Regions from separate parts of the Homo sapiens genome. Here region 1 is linked to region 2. A link is an interaction called in ENCODE POLR2A ChIA-PET data of the cell type or tissue named here. Cell type or tissue: OCI-LY7. All regions are shown on one strand.

Region 1 (8,000 bases), 540 kb before region 2:
GGGTGCTGGAGAACCTCTGAACAGGATCGTTCAGCTGCACGACGCACACTGCATTAATGTGGCCTGTAATTAAATAGAAGGGCATCGTGTTGGCGTTTATTTTTATTATTTATTTATTTTTTTTTTTTTTTGAGACAGAGTCTCGCTCTGTCGCCCAGGCTGGAGTGCAGTGGCGCAATCTCGGCTCACTGCAACCTCCGCCTCCCAGGTTCAAGCGATTCTCCTGCCTCAGCTTCCCGAGTATCTGGGATTACAGGCGCACGCCTCCACGCTCAGCTAATTTTTGTATATTTAGTAGAGACGGGGTTTCACCATGTTGGCCAGGCTGGTCTCGAACTCCTGACCTCGTGATCCACCCGCCTCGGCCTCCCAAAGTGCTGGGATTACAGGCATGAGCTACCGCGCCCAGCATTATTTTTATTTTTTAAATTGCATGAAGACATTGTATGCATAGAAAAAAAAGGCTAAATTAAATGACTAAGGTCGAGGTTTACCCACTTCAGAGAGTGGGAATTCTTGCATCTGCCATTTTCAAATGCTCATAGCACCAGCCTTTATTGGAGTTAAGTAATTTTTTCCCACATTTGATATCAACAGCCAAGGGCTGTTGACCCCAAGTACCTCGCCCCCTCCGTCAGTGCTGGCCACAAGCGTGGGCTCCCAGGGGGACCCTCCCCGAGAGGCAGCACCATTATATACACAGGCATGGTCCCCACTTTTAGACAAGACTAACAGTTTGCCAAAGCCTAAACATCAGTTCGTGTTGACTCCTAAATTTGGAAATATACCTCACAGAGTTCCCATTTCCCGACTTACACCAGACAGGTGCTGTACCTGATACTAGCCAGGGTATTTGATCCAGGTAGTAGGACATGTCACTAGTGAACAGCTGTTTCTGCTTTGAGACAATGCTTCTCCCTGCAGCACAAAGTCCCCAATACACTGTGGAATCAGTAATTGCTGGAATGTGTGGACGCTGGACCACGCAGCAGCAGGGTGAAGCAGCCTCCACGCATTCGCTACTGAGCTTTCACAGTCACTCTTCAAGAGAAGACTCAGACCCAGACGTGGGGACATCCAGCAGAGGCAGGAACGGGGCCTGGCCTCAGGACAGGTACATGTGAGAGCTGGGACCCCAACCCTGACCGACCGAGTCCAGGGAGCTCACGTTTAGCCACTAAGCAGTACAGGCTGAAAGGGCAACATGTGGGCACTTTTACCAAAAAACATCCTCAACAGCTAGCTCTGCACAGTCTCAGTTGCTAGATGTGGCCCATTTGTGCTTTTGGAACTGGAGGAAGCCCCTTGCAAATAAAGATAAGTCACCTTTAACATACTCGGGCAATACAATTTGCTCCTGTTCTTGGCAAAATGGAGTCGCGCTGTAAAGAGGTGCCCTGTCCCGAGTGACTCTGTGTCTGGGGCCTCAACAGTGATTCAGAACCACCCAGAAGGGGTTATCCATTCTGTGTTGCTTGTCTTGGCTCCAACAGCAGCCATGGTCTCCCAGCATCGGAGTCCCGAGTGTGGCCGAAGCCATCTGATGCCCATCAACTCCCTACATCCCCCTTCACCCACTTTCTAAGAAAGCAGAATCTCCAGCACTTTGGGAGGCTGAGGCGGGCGGATCACCTGAGGTAGGGAGTTCAAGACCAGCCTGACCAACATGGAGAAACCCTGTCTGTACTAAAAATACAAAATAGCCAGGCGTGGTGGTGCACGCCTGTAATCCCAGCTACTAGGGAGGCTGAGGCAGGAGAATCGCTTGAACCCAGGAGGTGGAGGTTGTAGTGAGCCGAGATCGTGCCATTGCACTTCAGCCTGGGCAACAAGAGCGAAACTCCATCTCAAAAAAAAGAAAGCAGAAGCTGCACCTTGGTCAAGGATGCTTAACACATACATACAGGTTCAACAGTTAAAAAAAAAAAAAAAAAGGAAAGAAAAGATAAAAAAGGCAGGACAATTCCAGACAAATGAAAAAGGCCAAACCAATTATACTCCTTTCCCTCCTTGGCCTTCCCACGTGCAGAAACAGGATTGGATTTTTTACCATCTCTTGTTCCCGTTACATTTTCAGGTGCTTTCTGCAACCGTGGCAGGGCTCCCGCTGCACCCCCACGGGAGGATGCCACCAGAGAATCCAAGGCCCCCCGGAGCCCCCGACTCTGCTCAGGGGCTGGAAGAGCCCCTCCAGGCAGGCAGGCTCCCATCGTCACCCACCTGAGGCACCGGGCTCGCTGAGCAGCAAGACGTGGATGTTCCTCACCAGTAGCTTCAGCTCGTGAGCCCTTGGAGGTTTAGGAGGACAGGATTCCTGAGCAGTAGATGCAGCACACTGTAAGTTCTGAAAAAATAAAGAGCACTTTATTTTTGGTCTTCATGGGGAGATTGAGGGCCAAGGAAGTAGCCACTGGACTCCTGTTATGGGGGGTGGTGGCAGTGGGGTGTCTACAGGAAAACCTGCACAGGGAGCCCGAGCTCTGGGATCTGCTCTGAAACAATTTCCCTTCTCACATGAAGGGAGGGAGCCAATGAGCCATCGCCATCCTCCTGCCTGGGAGCATTTTCTACCCCAAATACAGCAAGTACAAGTAGCAGTGCATTCATCCACAGACAGGGTTCCCACAACTTACTTACCACGGGGGAAGATGGAGCTCACTTTGCCATGGGTCTAAACTATCTGACCCGGGCAGGTGCTTAAGAGCATGAGGACCTCTTCCGCTGGCTGCGGGCACTCATGGCCTGCTAGTACAGAGCAGGACACCAGACAGATGGGAACAGCCAGGGCTGTCAGCCCACACCCATTTCCCACCTCCACACAGAGTCCAACGTCCACATGAGGAAAGTCTATGCATACCCTAGCACTGCACAGGTGAGGGGACAGAGGCAGGGGCAGCTGGGACCAGCTTCTACCACATCACATCCTCCAATAGACACCACATCACATCCTCCAACAGACACCAGGGCGTTTCCAACAGAAAGCACCCCCAAATCTGGAAGAGCCCAGCTTCAAACCAGCATTTCCCAAACCGGGTTCCACCTGTCACTCACTGCCAAGAGTGTTCTTTTTTTTTTTTGAGACAGAGTCTCGCTCTGTTGTCCGGGCTAGAGTGCAGTGGTGCGATCTCAGTTCACTGCAACCTCTGCCTCCTGGGTGCAAGCGATTCTCCTGCCTGAGCCTCCTGAGTAGCTGGGATTACAGGTGCCCGCCACCACACCCGGCTAATTCTTTTTGTATTTTTAGTAGAGACAGGGTTTCACCATGTTGGCCAGGCTGGTCTCGAAATCTCCACTTCAGGTGATCCGCACGCCTCAGCCTCCCAAAGTGCTGGGATTACAGGCATGAGCCACCACGCCTGGCCAAGAGTGTTCTTTTATTTTATTTATTTTGTTCGTTTGTTTGTTTTAAGTTCTTTTTCTTTCCTTTTCTAATTATACTTTAAGTTTTAGGGTACATGTGCACAACGTGCGGGTTAAAGAGGCTCTGTTCGTTGCAAGCATTCAGGGACCCAGACGGGCTTCTCGGAGGTGGCGCCAGCCCCCATGCTGTGAGAAGTTTTCAGGCAGAGCTGAAAACTGGGTGCTGATTTGACTGAGCACTGATTTGACTGAGCACTTCTTCGGGGGAATGCTCACTAATGTCTCAAGAGACACAGGTGTTCTTTCCCACCTAGAAAACACTGTTCTGAGCCAGGCACTTCCCAAACGTGAGCTGAGGGTGCTGGAGCCCAAGAAGGAATTGCCGAAATCCCTGAAATCCAAGGACATGAGCACTGGGGACAGAGCAATCTACTTGTCTGGGACAGAGATGAAATCTTTTTTTTCAATTGCTGAGGGTGATGGTTAACTGTATGTGTCGACTTGACTGGGCCATGGGGTGCCCAGATATCTGGTCCAACATGATTCTGGGTGTGACTGACTGTGTTTCTGGATGAGATTAACATTGAACTTGGCACACCCAATGATGCAGATTTTCCTCCCTCTCGTGGGTGGGCCTCATCCAGTCCGTTGGAGGCGCAATGGAACAGAAAGGCTGAGTAAAAGGAAACTCCTTCACTGCTTGAGCCGGGAAAGGGGCCTTTTCCTGCCTTCAGACTTGGACTGAAACAGTGACTCTTCATGGGTCTTGAGCCCAGTGGCCTTTGGACTGGAATGTACGTCACGGGCTCTTTTAGGTCTCAGGGCTTCAGACTCGAACTAGAATTACCCCACAGACTCTCCCGGGGCTGCAGCTTACCAAATGCAGATCTCAGGACGTACCAGCCTTCATAACTGTGTGAGCTGATTACACACACACACACACACACACACACACACACACACACACACTCCCATTGGTTCTGTTTCTCTGGAAAATCCTGACCAATATAATATACATATATGCTATTTTGATTAAATAAACTGTACAAATTTATGGAAAAGCATGATTGAAGTTATGATCGTCTGGGTCCTATTAAATTCATGGATTCCAAAAATATACGACTGTTTTATGAAGCCGCATACATTTTGACATTAAAAGTTGATTGTCACATTCAGAACAGTCACCTCTGATGTGAAATAAGCTACTGTGACAGAAATACTGAAAGGGACAGCGCTGGGACTCTCCTCTCACCTCCCAAGAGGCATGGCCTGGTCCCCTCCATTTGGAGAGGCTGAGTGCCCCCAGGCCTCAGGCCCCTGGGAAGCCCCCCAGACATCCACACCCCTCCTGCTCTGCTCTGCTGGCCCGGTGCCCCTTCTGCATACTGCAGGCTTCGGGAGGGTGATGGTGCTTCCTTATACTCTTGTGACCCCCATAGCCAGGGCTTAGCAGCAAACACTGCCATCAACTGATATCTGTCCAGTGAAACAAAGTCTTCAGACTCTACCTACTGACAGCTGGTGACATCTGCAGACCAAGGACAGACATCACACAGGAATTTGTATTTTCAAACTGACTTCACCAAGAGCTAGATAATAAAGATGGACATTATAATAAAGATGTATTTTATCATGCTACATAAAACCACTGCCAAAAAAATATATTTTTTAAACTTCAGGGACTATAAGTGCCTGTTGTACGTAATCATGATAAAAAGATCAGCGTATGACTGAGAGAACTCACCTTAAACAAAGGATTACTGATGTGTTATTTAGGCCCATGAGGTTGACCAGGGCAAATGCTCTGGTTAAGAATTTAACCAGAAAAGTGAGTAGCGCCCTAATCAGATGGAATAGGGGGGCTCCAGCATGAGGAGGGAGGCAGGTGATATGGAAAAGGGGGTCGCACAGATGAGACTAGCCTCCTTTATCGTGTGCCTCCAAAGGACACAGACCTCCAAGAGGCAGGAGCTGTTGCAGGCAGGACCAGGGCAGCAGGCCGGCCCTAGCCCAGGCTAAACCATCTCTGTCTATCCCACCCACCTGGCTCTGCTTGCTTCTGGGGCAATGTTCTCAACACTGGCTGCTTTCCCAGGTACCTTGGTCCTGGAAAGATGAGGTCTAGGGCTCTGAATGGACAGGGAAATGTCAGGTTTTCCTTCCACTTCATGAAGCTTTGCAGCCCCATGCTCCAAACCCAAGGCTTTATCCCACATCCACCATCATGATCTCCAGCAAGCACCCGAGCCATCTTGGCTCTACCATGGGAGGTGGAGGAACGCTGGAACGCACACAGATTCTCCAAGAGAGGTGGGCCATGGTGCCTAACGGGGTTCAGATGCACCCACAGCACCCAGATGAGTTTACCTGAGCTTCCTTTACAGTCGTGGGCTTGGTAATCAGAACCACTGATGGAGAGGCAGAACCAGCCAAATGCTTCAAGATGTCCTTGAGAACGTCAGACATCGCACTTGTCTCAGCCACCTGGTCCTGGTGAAAGAGGAGAAAGTTGACAAATCGCCTTTGCAAGCCCACTCCCTGCTCCCAATCTCACGTCTTCAGGTGACTAAAACCATGCAAAGTAGGAAGGAAGGAAATTACCTTCAGATTTTAGCTCTGTCTTTGCAAAAACTGTGGAAAGAAAGGACGCCCTGCCCTTGGAAGCAGCCTTCGGACTCAGCCCAAGTTACGAGTGCAGCACCCTCACCGTGGGAGAGAGGGCCTGATCGTCAGACATGGTGGAGCGTCAAGCAGGTACCTACGGTGTCATTAGCCTTGGCTGCATATGAGTGCTAAAATCATCCCCAGCCAATTAAACCTGCATCTTGGGTGGGGCAGGGAAGGCTTCAGGGTTTTTTTTTTAAATGGCCAGGTGACTGCAGGTGCAGCTCAGGTGGGAGCCCTGCATCCAATCCATCAAAGCCATCCCCCAGCAGGCCCTGCCAAGCCAAAGGGCCCATCCACATCCTGAGAGGCCCAAGCCAGCCCCAGGAGGAGTGGCTGGGACAGGGAAGGAGGCCAGCAACACCAGCCATGCACTCAGTTCCCCACCGCAGACTGTCCTAACACACGTGCGTTCTCACGCCAATGGAAGAATCATAAAAACTTACGGACTGACCTCCCCCAGTGCTTTGGGCTGGATATTAACGGCCATTTCCGGCACACTGATGAAAGACCAGCTAATCTGGAGGTCCTCTCTCTTCTCCTTCATGTGGAACTCCAGCTATTAAAAAACAAGTTATTAGAGGGCCACTCTTTCCACCAAAGCCTTAATGTGCACGTGCGTGTGCATGTGACTGTGTGAGCATGTGTGTGTGCATATATGCATGTGAGCATGTGTCTATGTGAGCATATATGAGTGCATGTGAGTGTGCGTGTATGCGCATGTGTGCATATGAGCATGTGTGCTCATGTGTGCATGTATGAGCATGTGTGTGCATGTGAGTGTGAATGTGTGCATGTGCATGTGTATTTGAGCGTGTGCGGAAGTGTGCATGTGAGCACGTGTGCCTGTGTGTATGTGTGCGCATGTCTGCATCAGTGTGCATGTGTGTATGTATGTGTGTACCTGCTCATTTATTCACATATTTTCACAGAAAACTGCTTAGCTTTCCACTTGGCATACAATGTGCTTTCAAAATGGAGAGCAGGACCCCAAACTCTCTTTACCCCCTGCCCTTCCTGCCCCTTCTCTGGCCTCAACCTACCCCTCAAAGAGGAACCTCAGCATTGGTGGTCGACAACCAGATGCCATCAAACCTTGCAGTCTATTTAACATAAATAGTTTGCTGTGCTTTGCATTTCTCCTTCTGGGAGTATCCGCAAGGCATAAAGGAAAGAGGAGTGAGAGAAGGGCCCAGGGCGCCTCATTCTAATCCTGGGCGTGGGCTCCCCTGCCCCACACTCAAACAGCCCTGAAGATTGTGTGCAGCACAAAGCCATCTTTACTGTCTCTTGCTGGGGCCGCCACAGCAGCCTCTAACTGGACTCCATCTCTAAGGATGCCTCATCCCACCCTGTCCATTTGGGAGACAGAACAGCGGCCCCCAAAGATGTTCACCCCCTAATCCCTGGAACTTGTGACTGTGAGACCCTACAGGGCACAGGAGACTTGGCAGGTGCGACAGGGAGAGGACCTCAAGATGGGGAGATGACCCTGGGTCCTTCCGAAGAGCCCAGTGGAAACACCTGAGTCCTGAAGAGTGGGGGAGCACGGGAGAAGAGGGGCCAGGGCATGTGACGTGAGGACTGCAGGCATCCCTGCGGGTGTGGACGTGGAGGAAGGCACCCTGAGCCAAAAAATGGGGTGCCTCAAGGAGCCGGAAATGGCCCTCCACTGACAGCCACAAGAAAATGGAACTCAGTCCCGTAATCCCATGGAATGAAATTCTACCAACAACCCCAAAAGCAACGAACAGACTCCCCTGTGACTGCCGCTAAGGCAGGCAGCCCTGACAGCTCCTGGATTTGGGCCTGGCCGGACACCTGGCCTCCTTCACGATGGCATCACCAATCTGTGCTGTTTTAAACTGTTCAGGGTCATTTGTTTCCACAGCCATAGAAAGCTAATATTGCATCCTTTATTCTTCAGCTAGATGCTCCGTCCAAAGCAAAAATCTTAACTTTGCAGATCTCCATTC
Region 2 (8,000 bases):
TGAGACCCATGAGCTCACCGTCTTGTCTGCCCTTCCACAGCCCACGCTCCCTCCTCAGCCCACGCCCCCTCCTCAGCCCACACTCCCTCCTCAGGCTCAGCACTGGGAAGAGTTCGTCCTTCCTCACCTCAGCCCTCAAGTGTGGAGTCCGGCGCCTCAGTCATCCACTCAACAGACATTTATGAGGGAATGTTTGGGTGCCATTAACACTGCTGGGAAAGCAGCAGTGGATCAGATACAAGCTCACTCTCAAAGAGCTTATATTTCAGTGGAAGGTGGTGAGCAATGGACTAATAAGCCAGTGAACACGTAACACCTCCTCTGCCAATACGTGAGGTGAAGAGAAGACAGCAGAGAGGGGGACAGAGGCGGAATACAAATGTTATGTTAGCAGTGAACAATCAGTAAGTAAAATAAAAACATCACTTATAGTAGCATAAAGAAACCAGAAGCAAAAGAGGATGTACTGCATGATTCAATTTATATACAACTATTTAGAGACAAATCCAATCTGTGGTGACAGAAAGCAGCACATCAGACGCTTAATGCTGGGAGTAGGGGAATGGATTGCAAATGGGCACGAAGATATTTTCAGGCTGACGGGAATCTGTGTGCTGATTGTAGGGTGGTATATTAGTCTGTTCTCACGCTGCTAATAAAGACATACCTGAGACTGGACAATTTATAAAGGAAAGAGGTTTAATGGACTCACAGTTCCACATGGCTGGGGAGGCCTTATAATTATGGCAGAAGACGAAAGGCACATCATACATGGCAGCAGGCAAGACAGAGAATGAGAGCCAAGCGAAAGCAGAAGCCCCTTATAAAAATCATCAGATCTTGCAAGCCTCATTCACTACCACGAGAACAGTATGGGGAAAACTGCCCCCACAATTCACTTATCTCCCACCAGGTCCCTCCCCAACATGTGGGAATTATGGGAGCTACAATTCAAGATGAGATTTGGGTGGGGACACAGCCAAACCATATTAGGTGGTCACATGGTTGCCTACATTTGTCCAAACTCATTGAACTGTTCACTTAAAATGGATGTTTTACTGTCTACAAAATATACTTCAAGAAAGCTGATATAACATGTTTTTAATTTTTTAATTAGATTGGGATATTAGGCTACTGGTACCAATGCCCAAGGGCTTCCCGTGGGCCCCACGGAGGGCCAGCTCTTGTCACACCCACCGGGTGAGGCACAGAGAGGCCAGTGTTCCCTGAACCCATAGCCAATGGCAACTGATAGAGCACTTTACATATATCTTTATGATGGTTAGGGTATTTGGATGATTCTGTTAATTTCTGAGTTGTCTACATTTTGGGGCGTTGGTTGAAAGCGACACTCTTACCATGTTCGCACAACACAGGAGCCAGATTTCGAAGTGGCACAGGCAGTCTAGGGTTGTAATTACATGAGCTCAGGTTGGTTCCTCCGTCCCTTAGCCACCAACCCCCTTCCAGTCCCTCTTCCACATACCTCTCTTCATTCTGCGCTGTATTATTATTATTATTATTATTATTATTATTATTAAAGATGGAGTCTCACTCTGTTGCCCAGGCTGGAGTGCAGTGGCATGATCTCCGCTTACTGCAAGCTCCGCCTCCCAGGTTCACACCATTCTCCTGCCTCAGCCTCCCGAGTAGCTGGGACTACAGGCACCCACCACCACACCCGGCTAATTTTTTGTATTTTTAGTAGAGACGGGGTTTCACCATGTTAGCCAGGATGGTCTCAATCTCCTGACCTCCTGATCCACCCAACTTGGCCTCCCAAAGTGCTGGGATTACAGGCATGAGCCACCACACCTGGCTGCTGTATTATTATTTACTCACATACATATCTTGCCATGACGTTGCAGGGATGCAACATGAGTTTACTACTCCATGCTCCTTCCACATAGCCACCCCCACTCCTGCCCAAGCCTGACTCCATACGCAGTGTTTGATCATAGTCCCCATTCCATAAACTGTGGTCATATTAAAAGTGAATAAAATAATCCCCAGAGTTTAGTTGTGTATCATTCTATTTCAATAGTTGTTTTTATTGTGGTGGTAAAACTAATATAACCTAGTTATAACACTCTTTATGATATTAATATAGCCTCTAATCTGTCAAAGTTTCTAATTTTGTGGGCACTCCTTTTTATTGTATTTGCAAAAAGCAGTAAAATCCGGGAATGCAGTGTACTCTTGTTCCCGGACCAGGCTGAGTGTCGGGCAGCTATTTCTTGTGGCCCAATAATGAGATGCAGATGAACTGGGGAGGAGGAGAGTTTTTATTTCTGAAACCAGTTACAGGGAGAAGGCCTGGAAATTATCACTAGACCAACTCAAAATTACAAAGTTTTCCAGAGCTTGTATACCTTCTAAGCTCTATGTCTACATGTAAGTGTGCATTCATCTGAAGACTTAAGTGATTAACTTATTTTAATCTGTAACTAATGTCTGAGTCCTGAAGACCTTCCTCTGCAGCCTCAGTAAATTTACTTATCTAAATGAGTCCAGGTGCTGGGGTGATTACCCTTATCTTGACTTCTGCTAAATCTTGGAGGTCTGGGGAGTTCCTTCAGACTTCCAATAAACTTGTTTGTGGAAGCCTGGGGAGTTTTTTAACCCCAGTAAAACTTGTTTAATCCTAAATGGGTCCTGTTAAGAATTCTTTCATTATTTTGTCATGCGTTAAGGCCCAGGAAAGGCCTGGGCAAAACCCTTGGTGGGCTTTTGTTACATTTCAGCCTTTGTATAGGGGCACTGGCTTTTCTTAGCTTTTAATATTTAACTTAACTACTCGGTCAGTACTGAAGCAGTTGTTATGGAGGCCTGCGTTAGTGAAACCTGGCCTTCCACACTCTGTTTTACATACTCTTACAAATCCAAGTTCTAGAAAATTGTTTTCAAATAAATTTATCTTACGCAGCAGCTGTGTTCTGGATTGCAAGTGGATAAAATGAAACTGAGTGGATTTAACCATGCAGCACCAATAACTACCAGGTAGGGGCTTCCCACGTGGAGGTGTCAAACGAAGTTCGTTCCCTGCACTCCCTCATGCAATCCTCAAGGCAACATGTGAGATTTGCAATGAAGAAATTATACAACACGCAGAGATCACAGAGCTAGCTAACTGTGACGCTGATGTAACCTGGAAGTTACCAGTCTTTGAACTGGACGACTGTTACACTGAGCCGTGAAAGCTGATGGTTCTCAAAATGTGGCCCCTGGACTAGCAGCACCTGTCCCCACTGGAAACTTGCTGCAAATGCACATGCTCAGGCGTGGATCCGAAATTTGGGATGGGGCCCAGCCATCTGTGATTGGACAGGTTCTCCAGGTGATTCTGATGCAGCTCAACCTGAGAATCATTTCTCTTGGGGAAGTGGCTTTGTGGAGGAATGCCACTACAGATCCAATACAAAGAATGGCCCTGGGAGGTTGGCAGTCAGGTGTTCAGGTCAGGTTTCCTCAAAGGCAAGACTCCTATATGACAGGAAGATGATCCTGCGACTTCATAACTACAGATGTGTGTGTGTATATGTATCTATGTGTGTGTGTCTATGCCATTTGTATACACGTGTTTTTTTTTTTTCTTCCTACAATGTGATGAAGAATCAAATTGCAGGCTCTTCATCCACAGAAATTCCCCCTTGTGATCTGAGGCTCTGCCGAGCAGTGGCCCCTCCCCAAAGCAGCCCCAGTTCTCCACTTCCCTCCTGGCCCCCACCCTTGATCATGGCTCCTGAGCATTTTGGGTTTTGTCCAGGGGCTCACTAAGAGCTCTGAGTAGGAAGTTCTCGCTACAAAGATTCAGCTGTGGGCGAAAACCGTATCATTTCCCCAGGTGACGTGGGGTGTGAGGGCAGGGCTGGAGTGCCCCGGGTTCACTGGGGAGCTGCAGAGACTATCACTTGCCTTCCAGGAACCCTTACCGTGTGCCAGCTTCCACAGGACTGTGGTGGAAATGTGGTCAAGGTCTTAGGAGCAGGCCACACAGGGATGGTTCATGCACTGAGGGAGGGGTGTGGAGCCTCTGATTCTGATGGGACTCCCAGGGGTGCTCACAATGGCAAATGGGCTGCTGTTACCTCCTAGCACTGGACTCTGGGTCACCCGCAAGTGTAGGTCACTTCCTTGCTGGTCAGTAATGGGGCACAAGTCACCACAGCAGGCGCCGCTCCTGAAACTCTCTTCAGGGATAGCACGGGCGGAAGTGCAGGCAGCAGGCAGAGCGTGGAGGTCCGTGTGGTGCTCAGTCACTATGGCAACTAGAGATCACAGAGCCACAGTCACCATCCCCCTAGGGCACCTGCCCAGGGAAAAGGAGAAATGTAAAACCACAAGCATACAATTAAGAACAGGTGCAGAGACCCAGCGGCTTCCAGGGCAGCTTTGAAGGGATCCCTCATCTCTCTGGTCCCAGGACATCTGTGCCAAGGGCCAAGCATGGGCCTGATTATAAGGAGCAGCACTGAGGTTCCGATTAAATGCTCAACCCTGCCTGATCTCTTACCAGGAAAGGGTGTGATATGTCCCCACCCAAATCTCATGTTCAATTGTAATCCCAAGTATTGGAGGTGGGGCCTGGTGGGAGGTGACTGGATCATGGGGGTGGATTTCCACCTTGCTCTTCTCGTGATAGAATTCTCACGAGATCTGGTTTCAAAGTGTGTGGCACCTCCTCCTTCTCTCTCTTCCTCCTGCCCTGATCTTGTAAGAGGTGCCTGCTTCCCTGTCGCCTTGCGCCATGATTGTAAGTTTCCTGAGGCCTTCCCAGCCATGCTTCCTATACAGCCTGCAGATCCCTGAGTCAATTAAACCTCTTTTCTTTATAAATTACCCAGTCTCAGGTAGTTCTTTACAGCAGTACAAGAACAGACTAATACAAGGTGTCCATGGGGAAAGACACATGGAGAGATTTGGGCAGAGAAGAAAGAGAGGCTGGAAATTTGGAGCTGCCAATTCCCCTGAACCCCTGTTGTCTACAGAGGCAGCTCCCCTTTGCTCTCCCTTCTCTTTCTCCCCTCCTCTCTCCTCCTTTCACCTCCCATCCCCCATGGAACCCAACACTCCTCTATTAAAAAGCCTTGCAATGACTGCACCTGGGGAAGTTGCCTCCTGAGCTGATGCCACTTCCCCAGGACCCACATCACACCTCTCATTGCCTCCAGTCCCAGAAAACAGTTGAGACCATCAGAGGCAGGGTGAGGAGGGCCCAAGACCCCCCTGGGAGGAGATTGCCTCAACATGGAGCTGCAGGTCCACTCTAGCAGGTAGCAGCTAGAGCCTGGGAGCAAGTGTGGGGTGGAGTCTGACAGTGCCTGCCCCACATGGAAGAGAGCGAGCCTGGATTAGGCTGGGTTTCAGGGTTTAATATGTTGGCTCAACCCCTGAGAAAGTGGTTAATAATCCTCCAGGTTGGCTAATTGGACAAAGTTAATGAGATTGAAAAGCTTGAAATCCTGGCACGCTCTAGAGAACAGAGCTCAAAGACTCAAGGAAATAGAAATGTAGAAAGGTGCCTACTATTTGCAACTGACTCAGACCTTCCCTAATATGCTTCTTCCCCAAGGGGCCCGGAGGAAGAGAGGAAATGCATTGGTGAGTCCTTCACCAGCTCTGTGGGCCGTCCTCTGTGGGCTGGAGGCAGCGCCACTCTAAGCACCAGAGTAGGGGCGGCTCTTAACCATCAGAGACAAGGCAGGTCTCAATGCCCCAAGGAGCGAGGGATCGCAGGTAACAGTATTTTGACCCATAATTGTCTATGGCAATGGGTCCTTGGTCACAGGCACCCCAGACATGAGACAGAGACCTACTAAGTGCTGCTTGACATATTTAGGTGGGGAAAGCCCAGGTCTGCTAGGAAGAATCCTGCCTCATGGCTAAATCCCAGGTACCAGACTTAAGGCGGTTTGCCACCTTTATCACAGGGTTCCAACATGAGGGCCCTTGAACTCTCCTATGGCGAGAGGCCATCTGTTTCCTGCTGGGATCCTGACTGAGAGGATGGTGCCTTCACAGACCTCACATTTCAGTGAGGGGGAGGGTCAGCACAAAGGTAATTATGCAAATTAACACAGCAGGAAGTTCTCCTTATCAGGAGATAAACAGTACAAAGTCATGCACAGCATATCCTGTTAAACCAAAATACAAAGTAAATAGTGAGAAGTAGGGTTTGATTTAGAGTCTATCTTGATCAATTAAAAATTATGAACATTGGTCCATTTTACCTTGTATTTTGAAAAGGTAAATTAGGCAAAATTGCAACTATGCCCAAATTCTTAAAATAATAGTAAGTCAACATTAATGGTGGCAGTAGAGTTCTTATACATTTTCTGACTATGTTTTATGATAGCAGAACGCAACATTTTTAACTTCATGTTTGACTTAATACATCATGTGTTCAGCAAAAGAGTCATTTTTACAAAAATATGTATGGCCTTTAATTTTCCCAAGAGCTCTTCATCATCCTTTGAATTAAATTATTTGTTTTGTCAGGGCTGGTTTGTTTCTGTTTGTTTGTTTTTTCTTTTATCCCCCTAAGTAAGGAAACAAAGGACTAGTTGTTGACAGTCTCATACCCTATTGTTACTTAGTCTCATTTTTCCAGAACCTCCTTTGTCAGTAGCTTTGTGTATAATTTGAGTAGTCCCCCACATAATGTTAATCAATTCCATGAAACCTTACAGCGTTTCCAAGATTGAAAATTTCCCTTTGCCATCCATTGGTGTTATATTTGTATTGTGTTGTGGAAAATTTGACAATCAGAAAAACTGATTGCCAAGGGCGTGGACACAATGGTTAGAGGCAGAGAGATGCTCAGGCTAAACAGGGCAGGTGTTCAGTGAGGGTGCAGCCTTTAAATGGTGCGTTTGTGGCAAATATTTTCAAGGCAGTCTGACCACTTTTGCTTCTCTACCAACTTTCTAATACGGGGTCCGAATAACGAATGCTTGGAGGGCATCCCTGGCCTACCCCAGCCCCAGGCACAGTGCCTGGCACACCCTTAGCTTTCCAGAAATAGTTATTGACTGGATGAATTGCTAATTATGGTAAATGGCATTGGTAAAAAAAAAAAAAAAAACTTCAGCCAAATTAAATTTAAAGGAGTTTAATTGAGCAATGAATGATTTGCGATGCGAATCAGGCAGCCTTCTGAGCCAGGGTAGGCTTAGAGACTCCAGCTACGTGATGGAAGCATATTTATGGACAGAAAAAGGAGAGTGAAGTACGGAAAACAGAAGTGAGGTAGGGATGCAGCTGCATTGTTTACAGCTCGGCATTTGCCTATTTGGATACAGTTCGAACAGTTGGCTGCATTTGATTGGCCAAAACTCAGTGATTGGCACAGGTGTAGGCCAATCTGCTTACACCTCCACTTGTTAGTGTTCACGACTTACAGAGAACCCTTTAGGCTGAACTTAAGTATGTACGGAGGCTAAACCTGGTTTAACAGCATAAAGAAAAACAAAAGAGCCAGGAAAGAGGACACCAGAGAGGCCTTAAAGAGTCTAGAGGCAGGGAAGGCCTCTGTGCGGGGTGAAGTGGGAGGAAGTGGCTGAGGAAAAGAGGAGCATGGGGCAGGAAGTACGGGTCAGGTCGGGCGAGGGTACCACGTGTGAGTGTGAGGCAGGAGCGCAGCAAGGTGGAGATGGGGAAGGCGCGATGACGTGGGCCCTGCAATGACGCTTGTCTCTGTAAACCACAGAGCAGCAGCGGTGGACAGGGACAGAGGCAGTAAACACAGGGCATGGTCCCCTCCCCACCCCAGGGCCAGCAGCCCTAAGGAAGAGTGACTTAGGAGAGTAGTGGCTGACCAGCTCCAGCAGGGCCTGGGGTCTGTAATCCTGCTTGAGGGCTTCCAGAATTCCAGTGCTGCATGCTACTTTAGGTTTAGAAATAAAAGTATTCAGCTGGGTTTGGTGGCTCATGGCTGTAATCCCAGCGCTTTGGGAGGCCAAGGCGGGAGGATCGCTTGAGCCCAGGAGTTTAAGACCACC

The links. ChIA-PET counts read pairs that join two places held together with the same protein. Peaks named below come from ENCODE experiments on the same cell type or tissue, not always from the same donor. Only the 100,000 strongest peaks of a DNase experiment are listed, where the experiment ranks them.
Region 1: POLR2A ChIA-PET joins it to region 2 with 20 read pairs; 2 of 35 experiments call an interaction of 5 or more read pairs at or near these places.

Annotation. Positions count from the first base shown.
Region 1 is chr21:41,912,378-41,920,377 of GRCh38, forward strand. C2CD2 (C2 calcium dependent domain containing 2) reads right to left here. Exons shown (of 14, transcript NM_015500.2): 4 at 6,479-6,583; 5 at 5,728-5,850; 6 at 2,221-2,344; 7 at 1-63. Among named protein-coding and RNA genes, the nearest start is that of SNORA91, 32 kb to the right of the region's middle. In OCI-LY7, CTCF peaks have their summits at 4,884 (motif pointing left) and 5,085; a DNase peak (open chromatin) is centred at 4,854.
Region 2 is chr21:42,456,715-42,464,714 of GRCh38, forward strand. No RefSeq gene overlaps it. Among named protein-coding and RNA genes, the nearest start is that of RSPH1, 36 kb to the right of the region's middle. RefSeq lists an enhancer at 7,163-7,674. In OCI-LY7, no CTCF peak of the experiment used is centred here; DNase peaks (open chromatin) are centred at 3,847, 4,297, 6,037, 7,347 and 1 weaker place; H3K4me3 peaks cover 4,324 bases; H3K27ac peaks cover 4,895 bases.